Linked DNA regions of Homo sapiens: region 1 is linked to region 2. A link is a loop called in an ENCODE intact Hi-C map of the cell type or tissue named here. Cell type or tissue: IMR-90. All regions are shown on one strand. Links, peaks and the distances in the headings refer to the core of each region. The heading gives the core; the rest is flanking DNA. Region 1 overlaps BRINP2 (BMP/retinoic acid inducible neural specific 2). Region 2 holds the start of LOC105371625 (a long non-coding RNA gene).

Region 1 (2,916 bases), core at 255-2,754, 47 kb after region 2:
GTTGTATCCAGGGTGGTGCAATAGAAATATAATGCAAACCATATATATACATGTACATAATATATATATACATAATATATATATTAAATTTACTAATAGCTATATTAAAAATATAAAAAGAAATAAATGCACCTAATTTTAATAATATTTTATTTAACCTAATCCAAAATATTGTCATCTGAACATGTAATCAGTATAAGAAAATTATGACTGAGTTTTTTTTTTCACACTGAGTCTGAGATCTGGTATGTATTTCACATTTACTGCACATCTCAGTTTAGATAATAATTTTTCATCGGAAAGTTTTGATTCTCTATTTAGATGTCAAATAATTTATAGTTAAAAAATAGATTCACCTATATGAGTTACTCCAAGAATACTTAAACTTTTTCTAACATCTGAACTGAGTATGTTTTTAACTTAAAAAAATAAAAACTTAAAATTTAGTTAATTAGTTGCACAAGCTATATATTAAATGCTCAATGGCCACATGTGGCTGGTGGCTATCATAATGAACACAGGGCTGGACAGGTCTATATTTCATCCATTCCTATATATTTCTATGTATTTATTGTTGTGCATGTACATTGCTCACTCCATTCCTATATACAAATATGTACTGTAACTTTATGAAGAGCAGTGTACTCTTTTCATTTTGTTGCCTCAAGCAGAAAGATTTTGAGTGAAGCATGGTTCTAGACAAGTGAAGGAATCAGAGGGCCTGGCTCCTGATTTTCCACCTCCAACTGCTTGGTTAAACTCTCTTGAACCATGGCTGTCTCTGCTCTGGAACTTAGGTGAGTAAATATAGAAAGCACACAGCAGAATGGCACCACAAGGGAAAGATTATATGACTGAAAAGCACTAGATAAATATTAACTTGTTAGGCTGTTTTTATTTTTAGAGACCAGAAGCAGAGGACAGAAGATATTGCCATCACAAATTTCTCTGACTTTGGAGAAGTCAGTGAATTTGCTATTTTGACTTCTCTCCTGTAATGATAATAAAAGTACGCACTGTTCTATTCCAACAACCCTCACACATCTACACCACAGAATGAATTAGAAAATGTCAGCAAAATGCTATGCTCTCAAGAAAGAAAAGTATTGCAAATGAATTTATATTAATAATTGTTGCCAGGTGCTGAAATTATGGATGCTCTTTACCTTCTTTGTTAGGATTTTATGTATTTCCAAATTTTCTATAAAGCGATGAATTATTTTTATAATCATAAAAGCTCTTTTTCTAACTAAAAAATTAGAACAAGGTATTATGAATACTCTTTTATCTCCATTTTTTTTCTTTTTTTTTGTTATCTATAAGACTCTGAGTGAGACCTGAGTGTTAGCTGTTCTTACCGGAGAGCTTCAGCCACCAATTTGAACAGCTGGTCAGACAATCCTTTCATTTCCAGGATCTCAGTGTCTCACACTTGGTTGCTCCACTTGCGTGAGGCGGAGCTGGGGTTTAGTCTAAACAAACAGAAACAATTCATCACACTCATTCACAAATGTCACTCCTTTAGCTATTGCCCAGCCCCACCATTCTTGACTCTCTGCCAGTTCTACAGCCTTGTGCTTAGTCAGTCCTTGGCCAAGCAGCCTGTGAGGATGGCCCAGGCAGATCTTGGAACTGGTGCTGGTGATTCAGCAGGAAGAGGCTTTCTGTCTCACTCCATCCATCCTCACTCTCTGCCCTAATGAGCTGCCCAAAGGCTGCAGCTGCCCTCCTGACATCTCAGCTGGTGTGGAGGGCCTAGGGAGAAATTACCCATATGCTTTCTGTGCTTGTCGATCCCTGAAGTTTCAATTAAAGATGGTTTCAGATCTTTTTTTCTTTTTCTTTTTTTTTTTTAAATATCCTAACTTAGAACCCCTTGCTTCCCCTACAGGGCCACCACATACTGTGATGCAGATTGTCCTTGCACAACACCAAGAGGCACCATTCACACTGTAGCCTAAGTGAATGGCACCCTGTGTTGTTGAGCGGAACACAACCCATGCGGTCACACACAGGGCCCTGCCACTTCTGTGTTTTACCTCTTAAACTCCAGAATGACAAGCCTCACTCTTGGTGATGCAGCACAGTTGTAAAGGTGCAGGGAATAAAGGCAAGAGACGACCCAAGAGGCAAACAAAAGAAGAAAAGTACATTTGCCTGATCACGTACATTTCTGGGTACCATCAACACACCCCTGGAGTACAGTACCCTGAGGTGGCTTGCCAGGGTTCAAATATGTAATGCGTTTTGATAAACTCCAATTGTGTTATTTGTGCCTTCAAAGGATTCTTATTGAGGCTGGGACCCAAACACGTCAGTGTCACTCCTAGACACCTTCCTTTTCAGCACTTACTGTGATAACTGTGTTAAAATCAAATCTTACCTGTTCATTAAGGAAATAACAGTTAAAGGACAACAGCTGAAAAAAGAAGAAGATGAAGAAAAAAAAAATCTGTGGCTATGATGCAAATGTAGAATGTAGTGGAGAAGGGGCCAGAGAATAATGCACACTCTCTACAGATTCAGCACCTGGGATGCATTTCTCTGAAGGGCAGTTACCAGCAGTTAGTGGGTTACAGCCGTCACCACACCAGGGGATAAGGAGAGTGGGGAAATGGTTAAGTACACTTTTTTAAAAGACAGTACTTATCTACTTATTCTCATTTGTTGGATATTTGTTTCAAACACAAAACTATCCTTCCCAAATTTGCCTCTCAACACTGTTCTTTAACCTACTTACATACAGTGCCTGCCTGTCTTTCCACAAACATCTTTAAGCTTGACTTCTGCAAAACCTGCGGCAACTTTCCAGTCTCCAAGCCTGGGAGGCATCTTAGTACCTGTGGCTAGTACTTACTGAGCGATGACTGGGTGTCAGACATTGCTCTTACTGCTTTTCATACATTGTCTCATTTG
Region 2 (2,916 bases), core at 261-2,760:
AAATAACTTTGTTGTTTTTCCATCCTCCACCAGAGTGCAACCTCTGTGAGCATGGGGACCTTGACTGCCATTCACAGACGTGCCTCTGCTGTAGCCTGCCTCAGAGTGGGTGCTCTGTGAGTGTCTGCAGTGGAATGAATGACCCCATCGTGTCTGAAGGCTGGCTGTGTCTTCATCAGAAAGCTTCTTTTCCTCTTCCATCAGTCGGCCCAGCTGACCTAGAGATGGTTGAGGCTCTGGCCTCCCCCTGGTTCCTCAGTGCTTCCCCCATCCCCTTCCCTGTACCTCTCAGGTCATTACCTTGATGGCCCCCGTGGCTATCTGGATATGGTGCAGCCGTCGCAGCGTGCTCTCTCTGTCGATGAAGTAGGAGGCGGCCAGCTGGTGCAGGGTCTCCAGGGACACAGCTGTGCTGTTCCCACTGCCCCCGATTATAGAGGCACCTCCTGTTGTCTCTGTCTTTCTTCCCAGTTTCTGCTTGTCCACAAAAATGGTCAGGGACTCTTCTCCTATGGTGAACAACACGAGTGTATTGGTGACGCTCTCTGCTCTCGAATCCCCTACCAATAGGAACATAAAACCCTTGGCCAAGATAGACACAGCTGAGAGAGAGTGCAGCCCCTGCTGCCAAGCTCTTCCCCCAGCCCTTACCATCTTTAGAAGAAGCTCATCAGAGGGAGCCACAGGCCAGCGGCCTCGCTGCCTGAAAGGCCCTCTTCCAAAGCTCAGTCCCCCTGCCCTCAGCTTATCTGTTTAACATCTTCTATTGAACTCTGTCTCAAGCAATCCATCTTCATAGGGGAGACACAATTCTCTCTCTCAAGTTGTTTACGAGGAGTCTTCGTGGCTTTTTCTGCTCCCTCAGGAAGGGCAAAAGCCTTGAAGGGGCATCTCCCTCCTCCCCATCAAACACTCAACACCTGCCGCGTGCCGACAGCTGGCCCGAGCCCTGGGAGAGCTTGTTTTAGTCGATTGGACAGTGAGCTAAATGTTATAATAAATCCTGCTTCCTTCTTCCCAGGGCAGAGGGAGCTCTGCATCTTCAGAGATTTTGATCCTGCCCTGGGTCCTAGCCCACATTGCTCCACCCTACCCCCACTCTCCGCCCCACAAGAGGATGATTCATCAGCCCAGAACTACTGGAGTTGGTTTGGACAGTTTCCAATCGTTATAGAGAGGAAGAGGGGTCAGGGACTCCAGGGACTTCGACTTTTTTGCCTGTGGGTCTGACCATTGTAGCCACAGCAAACATTAGAAAGTGGCGAAGCCTCAGGGGTTGGGTGACTCAGCGGAGCGAAAACTGGGAGTGCCCCCTGCTGGCAAGTGCTTGTTAGGAGCCTGTCCACCTCCAACCGCCATACCCAACTTCCCCTCCTCAGGGAATAATTAAATAGAGATGTTCTGGGGTAAATTGAGATGTCAAGAGACTGCACTGTTTTCAAATGCACCAGAAAGACTTCTCAGGCAATAAAAGGCCCGGAAGAAGATAAGACTGTTGGAGCTACGCTACACGAGTCTTAACGTTATTTCCAATGGTCTGGCAACCAATTAGCTTGGGATTGTGATGTTGCTTACCTCCAAGGGTGGCAGAAAGTAAGAAATGAGTGCCGTACTTTTTAATCAGATTTTCTGTAACCTGTTGCAGATTGGGTCTCCTTCCAAGGAGGCGAATGTTCCGGATAAACTCTGGGGCAAGAGGCAATGGCAAACTGAAGAAGTCCTTCCTTTCCAGAGCCAAGTTGTTCACCTTCCAACGGGCAAACTCCCTGGGGGAAAAGCCAAGGGATAAGGAAAAGCTGACCTCGTTTCAGAGCAAGAGGCATAAAATCTGAAGTAGGTAATGTTCTTCCTCCACTTGCAGCCACTCATCTCCTCTCAGCCCACATCCCCTCAGCTGGAGGTGCCCAGAGCCTGGAAGAGGCCCCTTGGCCTCTCACCTGGCCTGTCATTCACATGCTGTAAGAAAGCTCTGTCTCCACTGATCTACATCAGAGCCTCTCCCAGCCAACTTTCTCATCAGACAGTAGTTGATTAGCTTATTCACATGAAGTCATGGTTTACAGTGTTGAGTAGTAGAAAAAACAAACATTGGAACAGTGGTTTGCAAAGATGTGATCTAATCACAGTTGTCTTACCGTGAATGAGTCACATCCCCTCTCATGGCCTCAGTTACTCACCTGTGAAGTCAGGAAGCTTGCTCTAGAACCACTGCCCTCATATTTTGATCTCTGATCCCCTTCATACTGTTAAAAATTATTGAATCCCCATATTTGTACATGTGGCTTAGAGCTATTGAGATTTACCATTTTAGAAATCAAAACCGAGAAAATCAACATTTGTTATTTCATTTAGAGATAACATTAATAAACCCATTACATATAACATAACATTTTCATGACAACTGTATGTTCTGAAACAAAACAAATTTAGCAAGGAGAGTGGCATGGCTTTGCATGTTTGCAAATCTCTTTAATATCAGGCTTAGCAGAAAAGAGCTGCACTCTCATATTTGCTTCTACATTCAATCTGTTTTCATAATTGTGGATTTTCATCTTTGGTACTACACTAAACTAAACAGATGGTAGTTTCTTAAAGGTTAGTTACAATATGGAATCTGAAATCATATCAGTGAACTTTTCATGCTTTGTTACATTAAATCCAGTGTTCTATATTGTAATTTGAATGGATCTTTTTATCCTGCATAATGTTGTAACATCATGTGTTGGTCATCTGGAAAATATCAGGTCACCAAGTTATGCAGATCTTCCACATTTTGACACTTTTCATTATATAATATTAAAACATCTCACTATTTAATATCATGACCAATCTCTTCAACGTCTTTAAATATTAGGAAAATGTCAAGTTCATGAGGATGAATGCAAGTTTTCTAAACTTTGAATTTTCATTTAAAAG

The links. Hi-C counts contacts between places; a loop is a spot of excess contacts. Peaks named below come from ENCODE experiments on the same cell type or tissue, not always from the same donor. Only the 100,000 strongest peaks of a DNase experiment are listed, where the experiment ranks them.
Region 1: a loop joins it to region 2, with 2.4 times the contacts of the local background. A loop is called at or near these places in 3 of 110 quality-filtered maps.

What each region holds. Positions count from the first base shown.
Region 1 is chr1:177,208,153-177,211,068 of GRCh38, reverse strand. The region is part of intron 1 of BRINP2 (BMP/retinoic acid inducible neural specific 2); the gene reads right to left. Among named protein-coding and RNA genes, the nearest start is that of BRINP2, 39 kb to the right of the region's middle. In IMR-90, for the core only: no CTCF peak of the experiment used is centred there; a DNase peak (open chromatin) is centred at 1,558; H3K27ac peaks cover 462 bases.
Region 2 is chr1:177,254,769-177,257,684 of GRCh38, reverse strand. BRINP2 (BMP/retinoic acid inducible neural specific 2) reads right to left here. Exons shown (of 8, transcript NM_021165.4): 3 at 1,576-1,766; 4 at 301-509. LOC105371625 (a long non-coding RNA gene) reads left to right here and starts at 1,646. Exons shown (of 3, transcript XR_922299.4): 1 at 1,646-1,833. RefSeq lists an enhancer at 1,006-2,205. In IMR-90, for the core only: a CTCF peak has its summit at 1,297 (motif pointing left); DNase peaks (open chromatin) are centred at 1,164 and 2,084.